Linked DNA regions of Homo sapiens: region 2 is linked to region 1. Evidence: chromatin loops called from intact Hi-C (ENCODE). Cell type or tissue: heart right ventricle. All regions are shown on one strand. Each heading gives the region's core, and the rest is flanking DNA. Links, peaks and the distances in the headings are about the cores only.

Evidence for each region. A loop is a pair of places that touch in the nucleus more often than their neighbours do. Peaks named below come from ENCODE experiments on the same cell type or tissue, not always from the same donor. Only the 100,000 strongest peaks of a DNase experiment are listed, where the experiment ranks them.
Region 2: a loop joins it to region 1, with 2.9 times the contacts of the local background. A loop is called at or near these places in 35 of 110 quality-filtered maps.

What each region holds. Positions count from the first base shown.
Region 1 is chr16:82,368,531-82,378,991 of GRCh38, reverse strand. No RefSeq gene overlaps it. Among named protein-coding and RNA genes, the nearest start is that of MPHOSPH6, 200 kb to the right of the region's middle. In heart right ventricle, for the core only: no CTCF peak of the experiment used is centred there; no DNase peak of the experiment used is centred there.
Region 2 is chr16:82,576,069-82,586,529 of GRCh38, reverse strand. No RefSeq gene overlaps it. Among named protein-coding and RNA genes, the nearest start is that of CDH13, 46 kb to the left of the region's middle. In heart right ventricle, for the core only: a CTCF peak has its summit at 6,044 (motif pointing right); a DNase peak (open chromatin) is centred at 1,620; H3K27ac peaks cover 836 bases.

The DNA of each region.
Region 1 (10,461 bases), core at 982-8,981:
GAAAAAATCCATGATGAACAAGATATCAAAATGTTAAACAAAGACAAGTCCCCATCTGGCACATGCACGGCTCGCCTCATTCCCCTCACCCTCATCCTAGCCCTGGTTCGATCACCCTAGTGGTCAGTGGATGGCTTGTGGTGTGATGGGGAGAGTGTCATACTAGGGAAAGGCCTGAGTTTGAGTTCTGCTGATGCTATTTACTTGCTGCAGGTTCTCAAGCCATTTACCCTTGCTGAGCCTATCCAAGTAGACAAGAAGGCCTATTTCTCTTCTGGGATTCTTGTAGGTAATGATATGAGCAAAAATATACAACTCTTTTTTTGGAAACTTGAGGTCTCATTCAGCTGTTGTATGCGTTTAATGGACATAGGGCTCCCAATCACCCTCCAGAGGTAACCCTTTAAGCCTTTTAGGAACCAGATAATGTTCTCAACCTTTCAGTCTATCTGCCCCCACTCTACCCCTTCCACAACAGAATGGACCTGCCCTTTGCCAGAGCTCAGCTCCCATGCACCTGCCAAGGTTTGCCATAGGCCAGATCTTCACTGTGCTCCCTATTTTTAGCCAATAGGGAGGGGATGGAGGAAGGGTTGAATGTCTTCTCTGAGGACATTGCTTTTGAGTAAGAACAATTGTTGAGCTTGTGCAATGTGTTAAGCCTTTTGCTCTACCCGCTACATGTTTTGTCCCATTTAATCTTCACAGGTACCCTACAGATAGATGCCATTGTTCTATTGCTTTACTGTTGAAGTAAATAATGCAACATAAGTCAAGTGCCCTGCCCAAAACCATGTAGCTAATGAGCATGAGGTAAGCCCAAGCCATCTGGTTCCCAAACGATATCCAAAGCATTCAATACATGGTGTCTTTAGAGACAAGAATAAAATATATTACCTAGGAAAGGCAGAGGGGGTGGAGATAAGAGCTCAAGCAGAATGTGTTTATTGGACACTGGGGAGGAAGAGAAGAAAAAATATTAATGTTCATGGTGTGTTTTGGTCACCATGTGATGTGGCTTCCTATACCGCCTCTTTTAACTCTCACAACAGCCCTTCAAGGTGGTATTATCATCTCCATCCTTGAGATCAGGAAGTTGAGAACAGAGCAATGCTAACCCAATGGGGTAGAGCTAAGTCTCAAGCCCCATTCGCTTTTGCCTGTAGCCCATGATCTTCCGCTAATGTTTCCCAGGCGGTATAGCACTGTCTGACCTCCTTCTCAGCACGGCGCCTGAGTCCTGTGGCTGACTGACTGGCTCTACTACAAAGTCTTGTTTTCCACCAAACTTCTGGCTACATAATAATTAGCATGTTGACATAAAAACCCTAGAAGAAAACCTAACCAATACCTTTCAGTACATAGGCATGGGCAAAGACTTTATGGCTAAAACACTGAAATCAATTGCAACAAAAGCCAAAATTGATAAATGGGATCTAATTAAACTAAAGAGCTTCTGCACAGCAAAAGAAACTATCATCGGAGTGAATAGACAACCTACAGAAGGGGGGAAAATTTGTGCAATCTATCCATCTGACAAAGGGCGAATATCCAGAATCTACAAGGAACTAAAAAAAATTTACAAGAAAAAAACAAACAACCTCATCAAAAAGGGCACAAAGGATATGAACAGACACTTCTCAAAAGAAGACATTTATGCGGCCAACAAATATGTGTAAAAAATATCTTCATCACTGGTCATTAGAGAAATGCAAATCAAAACCACAATGAGATACCATCCCATGCCACTTAGAATGGCGATCATTAAAAAGTCTGGAAACAACAGATGCAGGCGAAGATGTGGAGAAATAGGAATGCTTTTACACTGTTGGTGGGAGTGTAAATTAGTTCAAACATTGTGGAAGACAGTGTGGTGATTCCTCAAGATCTAGAACCAGAAATACCATTTGGCCCAGAAGTCCCATTACTAGGTATATACAAAAAGGATTATAAATCATTCTACTATAAAGACACATGAACACTTATGTTTATTGCAGCACTATTTATAATAGCAAAGACTTGGAACCAACCCAAATGCCCATCAATGATAGATTGGATAAAGAAAATGTGGCACATATACACCTTGGAATACTATGAAGCCATAAAAAAGAATGAGTTCATGTCTTTTGCAGGGACATGGATGAAGTTGGAAACCATTATCCTCAGCAAACTAACACAAGAACACAAAACAAAATACCACATGTTCTCACTCATCAGTGGGAGTCGAACAATAAGAACACATGGACACAGGGAGGGGAACATCACACACAAGGGTTTGTCAGGGAGTTGGAGGAAGGGGAGGGAGAGCATTAGGACACATATCTAATGCATGCAGGGCTTAAAACCTAGATGATGGGTTGATAGGTGCAGCAAGCCACCATGGCACATGTACACCTATGTAACAAACCTGCACACTCGGCACATGTATCCCAGAACTTAAAGTGAAATTTAAAATAATAATAATAATAATTAGTGTGTTGATTTCTTCTGGTTTTCATAGAATGGTCTTCCATCTTGAAGAGCAGCCAAGTAACAGGACTGGCCTCAGGTTATTATCTGCCTATCCAGCATAAAGCACTCAACAACCCACATACACCAGAAGCAACAGCAAACTTGATCGCTCCCTTCCCTCCTAATCCATATTCAGTCCCTTCCATAGTACTCCCAGTTCTGCCTTTATGCCTTTTCCCTACTCTCATTATGTTTTTCACATGTTTTCCAGCTGCCATCCAGCCAATACACTTAAAGAGGAAAATGCAACAGAGGAGTTAAGAACTGGAAGCTTTGAAGAAACCAACACTAAATTCAAAGCCTGGCTCAGGCCTGTACCTCTCTGGGCCCCAGTTTTCTCACCTGTAAAATGGATGTAATATTACCAACATGATAGAACAATTGAGGAGATCAAATGAGATAATGCATGAAAAGGGCTTAGCAGGCCAGGTGTAGTGGCTCATGCCTGTAATCTGATCACTTTGTGAGGCCAAGGTGGGCGGATCACTTGAGATCGGGAGTTCAAGACCAGCCTGGCCAATATGGTGAAACCCCCGTCTCTACTAAAAATACAAAAATTAGCTGGGTTTGCTGATGTACACCTGTAATCCCAGCTACTCAGGAGGATGAGGCAGGAGAACTGCTTGAACCCGAGAGGCGGAGGTTGCAGTGAGCCGAGATCGCGCCACTGCACTCCAGCCTGGGTGACAAAGCGAGGCTTTGCCCCAAAAAAAAAAAAAAAAAGAAAGAAAAGAAAAGAGTTTAACACAGTATACAACAGAGAATAAGCACTTATAAGCATTTGGTAATAAAAACTAGCCTTAGATAATGTGTCCATCTTGGCAAGTCCAGTCCCTGGAATTTTTCTTATTCTATCTAGGAGTTCAGTGAGGAAATTTTCTCTTCCCATCTCACAAGAGTATCTGGCCTCCATGCCCTCTCTCTTCCATGAGGTTGGCCTGACTGTGATTAACCTCTCCCCAGTCTGATCCTGTACATGTAAGTCTAATTTTTTATCTGCTACATAGATGTGAACTGCACATCCTCAGAGAATGAGGCCTATGCAGGAGTGATGGCTTTATCTGATTGGAGTCAGCCTGGTTAGGAACTAGATATTCAGAGCCTGATGCTTTGGGGAAGAGTACTGCTATGCACAGAATGCTCTCATAAACAAAGCTGTAAAAGCACCAGCCATAGGGCAATTCAAGCACCAGACATAGGGCAACTCTCAAAGCCCAGAGCTTAAGTCTGGGAGAGTCTTCTGGATTCATTCTGGTATCATTCTCATATGCCAATATGTATATAGGTGGGCCCAGTGACTTATGCCTGTAATCCCAGCACTTTAGGAAGCCGAGATGGGAAGATCGCTTGTATCTGGGAGTCCAAGACCAGCCTGGGCAACATAGTGAGACCCTGTCTCTACAAAAAATAAAAAATGAGCCAGTGTGTGGTGGTAATCCCAGTTATTCAGGAGGCTGAGGCGAAAGGATTGCTTGAGCTCAGGAGGCTGAGTATGCGGTGAGCCATGGTAGCGCCACTGCACTCAGCCTAGGCAACGGAGTAAGCTCCTGTCTCAAAAACAAAAGTATGTCAGTGGTGGAGTTTTTAGAGAAACTTCCCATGATGAAAAGGACACAGAATTGAGTTACTCTAAGAAATGTGACCAATACACCTCTCTCTGCTCAAGAGCCTCCGGTGGTTCCCAGCTGCCCATTGCAGTGCTCCACAAACATTTTGGCCTCCACACTCTTTTGCAATCTTAAAAAATATTAGGCCAGGCGCAGTGGCTCACTCCTGTAATCCCAGCACTCTGGGAGGCTGAGGCGGGCAGATCACAAGGTCAGATCGAGACCAGCCTGGCTAACACGGTGAAACCCCGTCTCTACTAAAAATACAAAAAAAAAAAAAAAAAAAAAAAATTAGGCAGGCGTGGTGGTGGGCACCTGTAGTCCCAGCTACTTGGAAGGCTGACGCAGGAGAATGGCGTGAACCAGGGAGGCAGAACTTGCAGTGAGCCGAGATCACGCCACTGCTCTCCAGCCTGGGTGATAGCACAAGACTCCGTCTAAAAAAAAAAAAAAAAAAAAAAAAAAAAATATATATATATATATATAGAGAGAGAGAGAGAGAGAGAGAGAGAGAGAGAGAGAGAGAGAGATCCCCACTCCTACATAGGTTTTGTTTATACAGGTTATATCTACCAATATCTGCCATTAGAACTGAGAAATTTAAAAATATGTATGCATTTAAAAAGAACAATCATAAACTTTAAGTGGCTCTTTACCCACGCATGATTTTGTTACACCATGCATTGGTCATTAAAAAGCTATTGGCTCAATGAGTTATGCAGCTGTTCCAAATGTTGAGACGTTCCATTATATAACACTAAATATTTTAACATCAGGCAGTTTTTTGTGAGTACACTGTAGGAAAAGAGTCAGTGATTTGCAATGCAGTTGGGTACCATTGCTTTGATTTGTGCAAAAGTGACAGCCATTTAATCAGTTTTGCTTTTACACCACCAATACAAGTATCCACACAGATGAAGAGACAAATAATGAATTTATATTATCATGAAAAAAGTTTTGACTTAATAGGCCCACTCTGAAAGGGTCTCAGGAACTCCCCACCCCCACCCCCCATGGGTTCTGCAGACCACAGTTCTAGTACTTCTGGAATCAAATCAGTAGTTAAGAATTTTGGCTTTGGTTTCAGGCACAGGGTAGCATGAATCAAAATTCTTCCACAGGCTAACTGAATAACCTTGGATAAGTCGCCTGACCATTTTGAGCCTCAGTTTCCTCTCCCTCTGTAAAATAAGAATAAAGATAGTACCTATCTCATAGGACTGTGATGAGGATCACATAAAATATTCTATATAAAGAGCTATATAGTACCTGATACAGAGTAGAGTACCCAATAAATGATATATACATTTTAATTTAGCAAATTCTTATAATATAGGTGCTAATGTGGGATAAAATGTGTAAAATAAGGGGAGAAAGGCAGACCATTTAACTTTGTCTATTGAATATGTAAGAACATGCTATCTCCCTCATTCTGTTTCAGGATCCTGAAGGAGAGAAATGGGCTAAGCACGTTGCTGAATTTACACCCATTATCAGGTGGAAATGCATCTTATTTATCCTAAAGAGACTATCAGTGTTCATATGTAGCTAATGCTCATTATCAAATAAAAAGTAAGTAGCAACAAAAAGCAGTAATTTAGCTCAAACATGCATTTTCATTTGGATATGAATCTTTTTCAGGTTTTCCATCTTTTGTTACGTTAACCATTCATCTGTTACACCTAACTGACACTAATATTGCCTTCACATGCTGAGGGGAGACTTTAAATTTAAATACGGTACTCAAACTTCCTAGAAGTCTCCTTTGCTATAAAAAAGAATATGCTTTATTCTTTAGAAGTCAGATCAAAGTAAAGAGCAAACCTTCCCTTAAAAAACCAGCAGCAACTTCTTCCAGCAAAGGCAGTCATGTATATCTCTGCACAGCTGCAAAGCAAGCTAACAGTATATCTGGTTCAGTATAAGAAAGGCAGAATTATGAGCCTGCCTGGATGATGGAATATAGAAATGCTGCTTTTCAATGCCTCTACAGGGGTACCTGTTAGCTGCTTCCTCCTAATCCAGACTCCTAACCCTTGCACACTTAACCTGCTGCTTACCCTACTCAAGGCGCTGTGACTCTTTGTGGTCCTGTCTGTGGCTCTGGACCTCCTTCTTGCTGAGTTGACTGCAAGCTGCTTTATTTGCCTCTTCAATCATCCAGCATCCCCCCTAGCAAAGGAAAACCTGTACCCCTCAGATGAGTTGTGAGAGAGTCAGCACCAAGGACAAAAGAAGAAAACTGAAGTTACTTTTGGAAAATGATTCAGCCTTAACCTGACCTAGACAGAGATGTCCCACATGGGACCATCACTAGGAAAGGAACACAACTCCATCGCTCTCATAAACAAAGTTGTAAAAGTGAAATGTTTGGGCAGGGACAAATCCACAACTTTACCTCATTCTACCACTCACAGGCAGGCTTCTCCAACTGGCAAAATATTCCTGGCTTCCCCAGCTCCAGGGTGCTCAGAATTCCCTGGGAAGCTTGCTAAAATGCAGATTCCCTGGCCCTGTGCCTCAGGTGATGCCAATGCAGACCTGCCAGGACCCCCTTAAGATGTCTTTTCTACCAGCCTGGATTTCCCAGCTAAACCAGTTAGAGGATTTCTAACCACCTTGATTTCTTTCCATTGCCACTATTTATGTCTTCTTTCATTTAAAAAACACTTATCAATCATATATGGCAAACATATATATAATACAATATATGACATATAATAAACTACTTTCATCAAGCTTAAATTCTAATTAAATGAATCACACAAATAAACAACCTATGTGATATATTCAAATGCTCAGAGCAGCTTTGTTCATAATACCTAAATAATGGAAACAATCCAAATGTCCGTCAACAGAAGACAGAGAGATAAACTGTGGTCTATCCACACAATGGAATAGTATTCCACCATAAAAAGAAACCAAGTGTTGATACATGGCACAACATGAATAAACCTTGAAAAAATTATGCTGAGTGAAAAAAGCCAGTCACAAAAAGACCACATATGTTATGATTCCATTTATAAATAATGCACAGAAGAGGAAAATCTATAGATACAGACAGTTAACCAGCAATTGCCAGGGCTAGGGAGTTGGGACAGATACGAAGTGATTGCAAGTAGGCATGAGAAATCTCTTTGGGTGCTATAAGTAGATTGTGGTGACATCTTTAGACTTGTGTGTCACCAGCAAATACAGGTTATGCTCCATATCTCTTTGTGTTGGGCCTCAGGAGTAGACAAGGCCATGGCACAGGGCTCAAAACGGCCATAGGAAAAAGCTGGAGTTAAGGATGGTGTGAGAAGGAGGTGGGTGGGCGCAGAAGGCCACATGCTGACACCTCCATCAACCCACATTTCACGGAGGAAAGAACAGGGAACTATCAGAAACGAGACAGAACAACCAAATGGCCATAACGTCAAGTCCCTAAATCATCCAAAGTGTGTCCTCGTCTGGGGCAGTATAATGACACAAGAATTAAGAGTCAGAGGTAGCTAACATTTAACAAACCCATCCTATGTGTTAAGCCCTGTCTTAAGCTTTCTGTGTGCATGAACTCATGTAATCATCACAGCCACTCTGTGACATAGGTATGAATGAAAGAGGTTTCTGTAATATACAAGTCAGGGTCCTGGCAGAACAAAGATGGCCCATTCAAATGAGGCCAGTGATGAAAGCTTAATAAAGGGAGTTTACAAAGGTATACGCAGTGCCCCAGGAACTAACAGGTGCTGGTGCAGTACTCCACAGCTAGTGACAGCAGGAAGTCATCACTCCTTTGGGTTTGAAAGAGCTTGCAAGTAGACGGATGGGGACCGGCACCTGAATGGAGAACCATCCAAAGAAAAGGGATGCAACCAACTCACAGTGACCCGGAAGAAAGGAAATGGGAAACAAATACCTCGACCTAACTCTCTTCCCTTTCTTCAGTTTTCTTCTGACAACTTCCATTGACAAACCCATTTGGACACCACAGGATAAGGAAGCCCATTGCTACAGCCTATAAGTCAGCCTCCTATACACAAAGATGGATGGACAAGGATAGAGAATGAATCTGGAGGAATAAATGGAAAACATCCCATGTCATATCAGCATCATTCACTCTTGACAAATAGGGAAACCAAGGTCTGAAAGAGTTAAGGGATGTGCCCACGGGCATACTTCTAGAAGGTCAGAGCTGGGCTAGGAATCCAGACATTCTAGTGGGTCTTAACCAACCCCTAGGCTTCAAGTGTTTCCCTGAACCCCAATCAGTGTGGAAAATGATCAGGACTCTCCAGGTTCCCAAGATTAGAGGAAACAACTGGGTCCCAGCACAAAGTGATCATCCAGAACCAAGACCAGGTCACATGACCGTATACTCCCCACACCTTCCAACTCCTGGATTTTTCAGTTATGTTGTACTCAGGCCTCATTTCCCATAGGACAAATGCAACCCAGGTCTGGGTATCAACTCTGTCCAGGTCACTGAATGTGGCTCAAACACAAATCATCAGGCATGAGGTTTTTGGTGGAAAATATTTTAGACTATTCTATGTGAGTGCTGTTTCTCTGCCACCTGCAGGCCTGCTGTGCCTGGGAACAGTTGGGGAAGCAAAACTCATGCCATCCCTGCTTGTCCTTCAGCCTTAGAGAAAGCACTGCTTGGGGAGATGCTTCAATTTGTATGCTAAAAATCTCTCCAACCCTTAAAGGAAAAGCAAAGTGCCTCTCCCTGCTCCGATTTGCCGCAACTTGCAGGACTGGTACTTGAAAAAATGGGCTATGGGGTCTGTGAGTCCCCAAATGGACTTGGTTGTGAGGGATCTCCTTCATGTGACTTCTCACGTCATACCCACTGGGTCTGTGGGGTCCCAGAGCTGTCCTAAGATGACCTGGTCCTGGAGACAGATGCCACCCAGGAGTCCCAGCTGGTGAGCTCCACCCCTTCCAGCCCAGGTGGCCCCTCAGGAGAAGAAGGTGAGGTGGGCATTGGGCAGTTTGGGGCATTGACTGAGATGACAGCTGAGCGATGGGGTTAATATGAAGGGACAAGCCTGTCTGCCACCCTGTTTGTTATCAAACAGTTCCTGCAGAGCACTGCAGTCACAGTGAGCACATCAATCCCAACACAGGCAGCCTTTCGAAGGTAGATGCCAGGCCTTCAATTGGCCAATGTACTATTGGTCAGCCCACCTATTTCATCCTTGACTTCTAGCTTTATTGTTCTGTGATAGGGAGGAAGGGGTTGCACTCCCTGTGTCCATTTCATCTGCCTTTGCTATTATGCACTGTGACAGTCTCTGCTCACAGCAGGTTGCAGAACTGAGCCAGTTTTATGATTGCTCTCTACCTTTTTCCCCAGTCTGTGGATCTTTCCATCCCAAATAAATCAATGTTACTATTTCTCCTTTCTCCCCCCATTCTTGGCAGGCTACTGCTCAGGCCATTTCTTTCAGATAATGAGCCAGGCAAACTTTCCTGCAGGGCCAGTGTGGGGCCCAGGCTGGGATGGAAACAAGGCTGCATGGTTCAAACCAGAGAGTTTCTGAGATGCTGCACAAACTGCCCTCTGTCTGGGCCAGTCATGGCCATTTCCCTTCCACGTGATGGAGGAGGAGGAGCATGGGACAGGGCAGGTAAGGGTGGAGAGAGCAGGTGCAAAACCATGCTTCATCCTAAGTCACCCTAAGTGGACTCAAGTCGGCTCATGGAGTGCACTGTCTTTATGTCAGGAGAGCTTCCAATACCATTTCCACTTCAGACATCAAAAGAAGGACTCTGGAAGCCATTTAGCTGAATGGTTTTCAAAGGAGAGACTTGTTTTTTAAAATAAACACTTATGCAGAATCCCAATATATAAAAGAGAGAAAGCACCATACTGGCTGATGTTGGAGAGAAAGCACCATACTGGCTGATGTTGGAGAGAAAGCACCATACTGGCTGGTATTGGAGAGAAGGGCTCAGGACCCTCCCCACTCTCTCTCCCCATCAACCCAAGAGGCCACCCAAGTGTCTTTGTGAAAACCCAGAGTTTTGCCGGTGTGGTTTGGAAACTATGAGCCAACCCTTTCACAGGGCTGAAATCTCCTTCTCAGCATTTCTGGTATGTTCCCAACTCCAGCCATTTGTGGCTGTCCCTCCAACACACATCCATGAATCTGTCCCTGCCTGGTACCGCTGCCCTCCTTGTAGTGCCTGATGCCAAGCCAGCTGGAGGCCTCTCCTCTACCCTCAGACCCTCCACCAGGTGCCTCATCGGAAGGACTGGCCCGCTCTGTGGCTATGCCCTCAGCCTTGTGTTCCCAGGCTCCCTGCCTGGTCTCTTGATGCCCAAGAAAGCCACCTTGACCTGCACATGGAC
Region 2 (10,461 bases), core at 1,136-9,135, 210 kb before region 1:
TGCCTTTCCCAGTCCACTGACTCAAATGTTAATCTCCTTTGCCAATACCCTTACAGACACACCCAGGAACAAGACTTTGCATCCTTCAATCCAATCAAGTTGACACTCAAAATTAAACATCACAGAAGCTGTGTACAAGGATAGTTAGGTTTTATCTAAATAATAGATACTTTATATTTAATAATGATTTATTATTAAAGTAATTATTAAATTAACATATTAAATTATTATTATATGTTATATATTAAATTATTGTATATATTATATATAATAAATTAAATTATTATTATATAAGTTAAATTATTAAATTATTATTAAATTAACCCAAACTATATATCTATATAAGCAAATACATATATGCATATATATGGAATTTTATATATATAGTAAGAATTTATTGACAACCATCTAATTTCAATTTACAGATTACATGGAGCAACTCATGATTCTTTTTCAGAACGTTTTTTTTTTCTTTTTTTCTTTTTCTTTTCTGCTTCCAAATAAACCCAAGTTGCATTTAACAAAAGAGCAATTTCCTACTACCCCTCCATCCTGGCTTTCCAAGGCACGCCCCTGGATGCCGGTTGAAGTGAATCAGCTCTGTACCCTGGGAGGTCCCAGCAGCCAGACCCCCTTCATGCAATTGGTGTAGGTGGAGAAAGCTCTAGTCATGACTGTGGAATTGAAAGAGAAGGCCACATGACGTGGTAGAATCAGCAAGGATGTGGGAGTCAGATCAACGTAATTTAGGATTCGCACTCTGCCAACTTGTAATTAAATGACCTGGCAGAATAATTCAATCTCACCTATACATTGAGGGATAAAAATAAATACTTCAGAGGGTTAGCATGAAGATTCAAGGACATATAGCAAACATCCAGCTAGACCTGGGCCTGGCAAGAAGTCGGACTGCAAACGTTGTCCCTTGCTATCCACCACCTTTGGAGGATGGGGAAGTCTGTCTTGGTCTTTCATGAGTGAGAAGCTCTGTGCTTTGGGTTAATAAAAGGTGGCATAGAGTAGTAGGGATGGTTTACTTACTAACTTTGTGCCCTTGTGTGTCTTGACCAGGATCGGATATAAATTCTATTATTGGAAGTTTCCAGGACCCTGGTAGACACACACCACCTTCCTCACATCTCTCAAGGCTTTTGTGTGATTTAAAGTACCCCACAACCCACATGAGCTTCATTCTTTATTTAGTCTAATTAACGTATGCTTTCCTTCCTCTTATTTTTGGGGCAAGGCCAATTGCATGAAATCAGTTTCTAGAATTCCTTAAAGAAAAATACCTTCCATTCCAATTGGCATTTAATTAGTTTAAAATTATGATCCTTATTAGTAAGGTATCATTGTCGTTCTTCTTGTTTTCTTTCCCACTCCTCACTGATATCTTCAGCCGCTGGTCAGACCTTCCTTAGTATTCGCAGTTTCTGGATGCTAGGGACACTGCTCAAAATTTCCTTGGGTGAATCAGAAGCTAAAATTAGGGCAGCCACTCTTCCCTTACAAAACGCAGGCTCTGTCCCACCCTCTCATCTCTGTAGTTTGCTCATTTGCTGCCAGTCCCTGCCAGCACCTCCCTTTGCCATCTGAAGCTTCCTACGCACCCAACAGACCACGATGAAGAGTCGTGAAGTGGAAGTAAATATTCAAGTGTCAGGCGGACTTTGCTACGCTCATACCAGAAAAAATTAGAGGCAGAAAGGGCGGGTGAGTATTGGCTAGGCTTGCTGTGAGCATTAAATTACATAATGTACGTAAAGTGCCCAAGATAGCACCTGGCACGTATTGCTGGTGATGGCAATAACTTGTCTCCTCTTTCTCCTCCTCCCCACTTCTACTCCTCCCCTTCTTTTCCTCCCTACTTCTTCTTCTTCTCCATCTCCTCCACTTTCTCCTCCTCATTATTATTATTTTTACATTAATAGCAGCCATCCTTACTTACGAGGCTCTTATTAAGCTAAGTGTTCACCTACAACATTGCATTTAATCCTCAAAATCACTTGGCAAGGCATACATTATTGAGCATCTCCAATTATGGCAAAGGCAATAATTAATAGTTAAGACATTGAACTGCTGAGTCCAAACACCCAAATTTGAATCATCACTTAGCATTTATTCAATGTTGGGCTCTGAGCAAACAGTTTCTTCTCCAGAAGCTTCACCGGTAAAACAGTAAAATAAATACAGTAGTTCCCAACTTGGGCTGCCAAGAGGCTCACAGGGCAGGGGCCTAGCGTCTGGCAAATAGTAGGGTTCTCCTTGTCATGACCTTTTCTCCTTATCCCCTTCTACCACTCCTAAGTCTGTAGACCAGCACTGCCTAATGGAATAATAAACATCTTGCAATTATGTGTGTTGCACATACAACTTAAATTTTCTAATGGTCACATGAAAAGAAAATAAAAACAAACAGAGGAGATCAACTTTAAAAATGAATTTTATCTAACCCAATATATCCAAAATATTATTATTTCAACATGTCAAGACGTAATCCATGCAGGAAATTATTAATGAAATATGTTACATTCATTTTTTTCATCCTAAGTGTTTGTAATCAAGTGGGGACTTTACATTTGCAGCACATCTCAGGACACACCAGCCACACTGGCCTCATTTCAGCAGCTCCATCACCACATGTGGATAGCGGCTGGTTTAAAATTATGATCCTTATTAGTAAGGCCCTATTGTCATTCTTTTTGTTTTCTTTCCCACTCCTCACTGATATCTTCAACTAGTCATACCTTCCTTAATATTCATGGCTTCTGAATGCTGAAGACACTGCACAAAATTTCCCCGGGTGAAACTGTCAGAAGCTGGACAGTGCTGGACAGGACAGTAAGAGATGAAGAGGATGGAGACAGGTCATTATGTAATTAAGTGAACCCTCCCAGGCTACATGACTCACACGTGGTTCTTTCAGGAGTCAGATCATGTCTGTCTCGTTCCACAGGCTGCCACAGTTTCTTGATAGTCACACAATCCATTAGACAGTGGATCAAGGGCCTAGTTTTATTCCTTCTAGATCTCCAAGTGGAATGATAATTATATTCAAAGGGGGGTGGGAGAGCCACCCCTTTGAATCTGGCAGGCTGCACCCCATCTCTCCAGCCGGCTGCTGTCACGCTGATGTGCACAGGCCTTTCTGTTTGGAAGCCACCTATCTCTCTCGCCCTCTAAAGAAACAGAAGGTTAGAGATGCAGCTGACCCCCACCTCCCTCACCGTTCTCTGCCAGAGCTCACCTCTTCCCAGAGGCTGGTATGTCCTTTCCACTTAAGACCAGACTCATGTCAGCCTTGGCAAGTCTGAGAGATCCTCAGCACACTTCAGGGTGTGCAATGACTGATCGGTGCTGGTCTCCAGGGACAGCGCGCCACTTGCTTACTCACCACAGTGAAGGACACATAAGCCTCGGGATTTCTCTTCAAATCACTTTGAATTGCTTGGCTCAAGTTCATGCATCTCTATCCCACCACACATGCTCCCTGATCCTTGAACACTCTGAAAAGCTTGTTGGTCTGGGATGATCTTCAGAACAGGAGCCCTGAGGGGTCTGTCTTCACCCTCCTATCCTATTCACTCAGAGGAGGTCGCTGGGAGCCTTGGATTGTTCTGAAAGGTGACAGTTTCCTACGGTCTATACCAACAATTCTCAAGATCTGGTTAGAGATCAAATTTTTGTCCATCCTCAGCAAATGGACAACATTTCTAGTTCTGACATAGAGCTAAATTTATTCAGCATGCAGGCTGATCTTTTTCTGGTGTTCCAGTCACACACTCTTGATATGCTATTATCATTGCAACCAATGTCAGTTAGGTAGGTACCCGGATGGCACAGCCTGTGTCCCTTAAGTGAAAAAAATCTAATTATCTTCTTTCACATAGAACTGAGGATCCTGGCATCCCGGAAGCATGTATCTCAAACACCTGAGCTAACCACTCATGTTAAAAAGAAATGAAAAATCCACAACACTGCATGTAATTTTAGATTCTTCTATGAAATAGTGGAGAGAGTAGATGGTGGTGTGGTGTTTGTCTTTGAATGTCCTTAATTGGCATAAGTTGACAATTCTATTTAAGTTCTCCAGAGTTATATATGTGTAAGTGCCCACACACAATATTGTATTTAATCCTTAAAACTGATCTGCAATGTAGACATATATAGAGCTAAAAAATCTCCATGTCTGGGAAATACTGATTGGATACTTGCATAATGACATGAGATGTGGAAATTCTTGAAGACTAACAAGTAATGTACAGGTGAACAACTTTTTGAGGGGCAGCAGTAGAGGAGAGTGACTCAGCTCTGCTCTCCGGACTCATTGCTTATTTCCTTTTCTGAAATGGGTGAACTAGCTCCTTTCTACCAGGACAGCATCACATATAGCAGCTAACATTGTTTCTGCCAGGCATCGTGTAAAGGACCTGTGTGCATTACCTGTGCAAAGTGCCTGTGTGCGTTACCAACTTTTATTATTATTATTATTATTATTATTGAGACAGAGTCTCACTCTGTTGCCCAGGTTGGAGTGCAGTGGCATGATCTTGGTTCAAACTGCACCCTCCACCTCCCGGGTTCAAGCGATTCTCCCATCTTAGCCTCCCAAGTAGCTGCGATGACTGGGACTATAGGCATGCACCACTATACCTGGCTAATGTCTGTATTTTTTTAGCAGAGATGGGGTTTCACTACGTTGGCTAGGCTGGTCTCGAACTCCTGACCTCAAGTGATCCACCTGACTCAGCCTCCCAAAGTGCTGGAATTACAGGCATGAGCCACTGTCCCTGGCCACAGCTTGAATTCTTATAATAACTCTGTTGGATAGACAGAGTATTCCTGCTATGGCAATAAGAATATCAAGAGGAAGCAAGGGAAGGCAACTGATTCAAACCTGGGATTCAAATCCAGTTTGTCTGATTCCAGAGCTCATGTTCATACCTACTGTGTTATAATATATCGTGTAGCTATGTGGAAGTAAACATAACATTATGGGAATGAAAAGTATGTACAGTATCATGGATTTGGCATTTCTTTTTAACTTGGATGGTTAGCTCAGGTGTTTGGTATATATGACTTTGGGATGCCAAGATCTCCAGTTCTGATGTGGTAAAAATTAATTCGACTTTTGACTAAGGAGACTCATATTATACCATCCTAGGCACCTACCTAACTGACAGTGGTCACAATGGAAGCAAAGAGAGTGTGACTGGCTCGGGGCAAATCCATCCCAACCACTTGCCAGGATGCACAAAGCACACAGTCCATTGCAGAAGACAAAGAATTATCTCACCATCTCCCTGAGTCTAGCCTGAACTCTGCAGGCATGGTGTACAAGGATTTTCTGGGTACTTATCATTTCATCACCAACTTCTCCATGTTGCAGTCTTGCTAGAGGAGTTATTATAATGACACTAAAAGTATGAGGTCTAAATGAGATGGTTTGAAGTGGAGCCTCAATCTGTCAGAAGTCTTTACTCCTGCTTTCACTACTGTTTCTCCACACCCCTCTCTTCAAACTGGAATAGTAACCACCACAGAAATAGTCAGCAGATTTATAGTACCATGCTATGGAAGTTACGAATGCACTTGGCTGCAAAAAGGGGACTCAAGTGAACTCAACTAATCAACACGGCGAGCCACATGGCACATTTCTCCAATTTAGTTCATCACTCAGCCAGCTCCAGGCAGGACTTGAGTCCTTCATTGTAACCTAAGAAAATAGACTTGGCTCCCGTTATCCTGGAAGCAATCTCAGCCTGCTGCTGATCAAAAGCAGAACAACCACACATTCTCATCTGCACAACCTTTATGAGTATCTATCTATGGTTTGGTTCAGATCCAGGCACAAACTTGAATTAAAGGTTGAGATCGATGACTCAGAGCTTAGCTAGAAATGCAGGCGAGAAAATGGAGCTGTGAACTGGAAGGAGAATATGTCTGAGGGTGACAGGCAGAGATGGAAGCACCAAAAGCTCAGACCTACATCCCAGCTCATCTGCCCCAGGAGATCCCATTAAGCTGCGGTGCTCTGGGCAGCAGAGGGCACTATTAATACACTCTGAAGTAATTGGCACACTTAAGGAAGAAAGACGGGTTTAGAATAGGCTTGTGTGTGGCGTTTGGGTGGGGAAGGTCATAGGATTATCGTTTTCACCTTCAGTCTCTCTTGTTCTCAAATTCAAATATTAACAAGCATCTTAAAAAAGGCTACAGGGTAAAACTGACTCTTGAGTGGAACTTCAAGTTTTTAGGATCTAAAGAACACACACACACAAATCCACGTTAAATAGATCACTGCAGTCCAACTTCATGGGGCTAAATGCCTTGCATGCATTATCTTATTTATCTACAACTCTGTCTGAGTAGGGACTGTTTATTATCTCCATTTTATAACTGAGAAAACTGATACCCAAAGAGGTCAAGTGCCTTGCCCCTAGTTACCAACTCATAAGTGGCAGAACTGGAATCTAAGCCAACTTCAGATGCCAAAGTCCATGCTTGCAAACTCTGTGCTATACCTCCCCAAAGATATCTTTTCCGTAACGTGAGAAGAAAACATCACCTCCTTAACCACTAGCAGGAATGGAAGGTGAAGTGAATTCAGTGTTGTTACATCTGTGCTTCAGAAGTTAGGAAAGGCAAGGATACTTAAACCCTGCTGTAATCTGTCTTCCTCCACTAGCCAGCTCCTCAACTTGTTTTGACAAAAGTTGTGGGTTAGGAAGTAGATGGCTATGTCAGAGGTTAAACAGCCTCCAGATTATGAAAATCTGACTGTGGCCCGAGAGTTTTAACCTTAACACCAACCTAAAGGTGTGGAACCAATCAGGGTTTTGAGGTTGCTAGTCACAGAAGCCAAGTCAGGCCATGCTTAGAAAATCAAGGGGGTTTAGTTGGAGGAAACTGGTAACTCACTGAGCTAAAGGGGACTTGAGAGAAGTACAGAAACCAGGACCACACCGTCACCATAATGGCCAATCCCTTTGGACACAGCCTTTGTCCTGTGACCGGCCTAGCTTGGACCCTGTGCCCACTCCTGTAGTGGGTGGGAGTAAAGGGTGGACAGTGTGTGCATTCTGCTGTCTACAAGAGCTTCATAAAATGGTAGAAATTTCCTGAAATAAATATAGGGGCTTTTTTCCAGAAAAGAAAAGGAAGAAGGCTAAATGTTAGACAAGCGAAATCAATTAAGGTCCAAGGCAGATACCTTCAAGTGGCCCAATTACTCTGGAAGGCATAAAGTTAGGAGTTGTTCATCATTTGATCCATCTCTATCTTGAAAATCTAGCACAGAACATGGCACATAGTAAATGCTCAATAAATGATGAAAATACACATTAATCAACCAACAAACCAACAAACTCAATGACAAGCAAGTGGCACCAATGAAAGAAACAGACTTCCTAGGTGATCGACTTTCTAGAGATATCACCAATGTGAACTTACAATCCTCCCACCTCTAAAATAGTCTATTTTGGAGCTCCTACTACACCTAATTTCTGGACCTTCCTGAAGCACTGCTCGGGCTAATATCGCTAATCACGTTCCCATGAAGTATTTAGATGAAGATACAGAGACCACTCATCTTGGTACTCTCATTGTTCACAGTGCATTGCAATTCTCTAGTTCAGTTCCCTTCCTAGGGATGACAAATACATGGTGTGTGTGCCCCCATCCTCCCCACTCTCCATATCCAGGACAGACCTTGTTAATGGATCATGACATTCATCCTACTGAGCCCAAACAGCCAGGAACAATCCATCAGGCTGGGCACACAAGGTAAAACCAACTTATTATGCCTGACTCAAGACATCTGGAATCACTACTTCAGCACACAGCCAAATGATGACCCAGCTCATGCCTGACCACCTTCGTAGATGGGAAATATGATCTCATGGAGACAGCATATTCCATTTTAAGAACTCTGTTAGAGTTTTTTCCTTTACGGACACTTCTGGGTGAACATAGAGACAACACACCTGGGCCTGCTGTGACTGCCTCTTCCCAAATTTTTATGAAATAATCCTGAAGATACAAACAACAGACTGCAGCTGGCCCTTGCAGAAAAAAAAAATGACAAAAATCCTGGGGAAATTTTTACTAACTGCACTGATGAAAGGCATGGATGGAAAGGCACAATTTTTGAAATACACACCATATGTACTACCCTTTCATTCATAACAGCATAAATGCCCTCCAACACACACAAAGGTAGGCAACACACCAGCCCCTCAGTCTGTTAAATTTTACTTCATGCCCTTATTCCTGCACTTCTCAGGAAAGAAATGGAAGCCAACCTCCAGGAACACCCTTCTGAGATACCCAGAACTAGGGTCAGGGCGGTCCCTTTCTCCTTCCCCATCAATTGCTCTTCCTTATCTCCATTCATTTTAAGAAAATAACACTGGCATGTGCTGTGATGATAATTAGGTTTCATTTTAAGATACTTCACTACCTGAGGAAAGGTCCTTTTGGTAGCAATGTGGTTTCTCATGCCCACATTGTACAATGAAAAACTGCAAAGAGTCTGAGAAACCAAGTTGAAGGAAGAAGCTTCCTCCTCACTGCAGGAGGGCTGTAGTAGAGCTACCTGCCTGCTGAGCATGAAAAGTGTGTTTGTGTATGGACACATCACTAAGATCTCATTGGAGACGAAGAAGTCAACACCTGTAGGGTGTTCTTCCCAGTCCCTTGAGAAGACATCCCTTACCCTCTAAGGAAAGACCAGTACGATCACACCAATACAATACCCAGAGCAAAGGGGTCACTAACAAAATAACGTGTTGAGCAAATGAATAAGAGAATGACCAAATGAATGAATGACAAAATGAACACACTTAAAAGGATAACGGGCATAGGGACAAAGAAAAACACACCTTTCAAAATTGTATTCTTTAAGAAATGAGCAGAGCATGGGTTTTGCAGAGCCAGGTCAGGGAGCTGCAGTGAAGGACAGGTGGAAAGGATGAGAAAGATACAATGCTGAGTTCACTACTGAAGCTCAATGGGAATCCAGATATTCAATAGCATAATTAAGGTTCTCCTTGGAGGCAGGGAAGAACAGAGCGGAAAATGTGAAAATTCAATTAGTATGTGTCTGTGAGAATGGAGGAGCTCCTAGAGGGACGAAGAAGCTGGGCCTGTTCCTGGGGGTGCCCTACCTCCCATCACTCAGATGTCTACGTGCAAATGTCACTTCCTTGGAGATGCCTTCCCTGACTATGTGAAATAGAGCCTCTCTTTTGCTCCCTGTTTACTTAATACGCTGTGCTTTGCTTCACATTTATTTGCACATATTTGTTGTCTGTCTCCCTGACTGGAAGTTCCACAGGGGCAAGGTCCTTATCTGCCCATGGGTGAATTAGCACCTAGAATGCTGGGGATGTAGGAGGCACTTAATGAGTATTTGTTACATGGATGCATGAATAAAGAAGGAAAGAAAAATTTGTTATAACCAAATATGGTTTACTCTTTCAGAGCAAGGGTGGATTAACCATAGGAAATCAACGATACAATGCATCATGTCAGTAGATATACTTGTAATTATCTTGTAGTCTTGTAAACTTGTGAAAGGGCAAATAGGACCATACTACTTTCTTATACAAATCCCATCAATGCTTACCATTGCTTCTAGAATAAAGATCCAAATCATAGCATAGCCTACATGGCCCCCTGTGGTCTGGCCCCTGCCTCCCCTGAACCTTATGTTCCAAGATGTGTTCTCCTTCAACAGGAGCCTTTCCCTCTACACTCAATGCGTCTCATTCTCTCTCACCTCATGTTTACAAGTGTGGTCCTTGTGACTTGGAAACTCCTCCTCTTCTGCCAAGTCACCTCTATTCTACCTGGGTCTGAGCTGAATATTCAGTTTCAAAGGAAAGTTCCCCTGGTCTCCCTGAATAGAAAAAAAAGTTCTCCTAGTAAAGGTTCTTTGAACACCATGGACCTTTCTGTCCTGGCACATATCACATTTTTAATTTTATATTTATTTGGGTGGTTATTTGATCAATATATCTCTCCTGCAGTCTGTGGGCTCTCAGAGAGTAATGGCCAATCTTTTGATGTTTGGTACTATAGACTATCTTGGACCATAGGAGATGTTAAATATTTTCTGAAAGAAGAAAAACTGCTCCAGCTTTCTTGGCTTCTCCTAAAATAACAAGACTTAAAGCCTCATCCATGTATGGTTTGCTAAGGCAAAGAGGTGAGGACATTCATATTTCATGATACAGCCGTATTACAGGATTGAACAACAGTGACATTACTATCTTCCAATATGGTGCCATTAGACTACATTGTCTCCAATTTTATTCTTATGTACTTACATTCCTGGACTCCAGGGTAAAATGTTATGCTTATACTTACCAAACTTCCTCTTCTTAAACTAAGCACAATATTTTATCCTTTTTATAATCTTTGTGAATCTGGTTTTGCCGAATTACATGTTTCCTATCA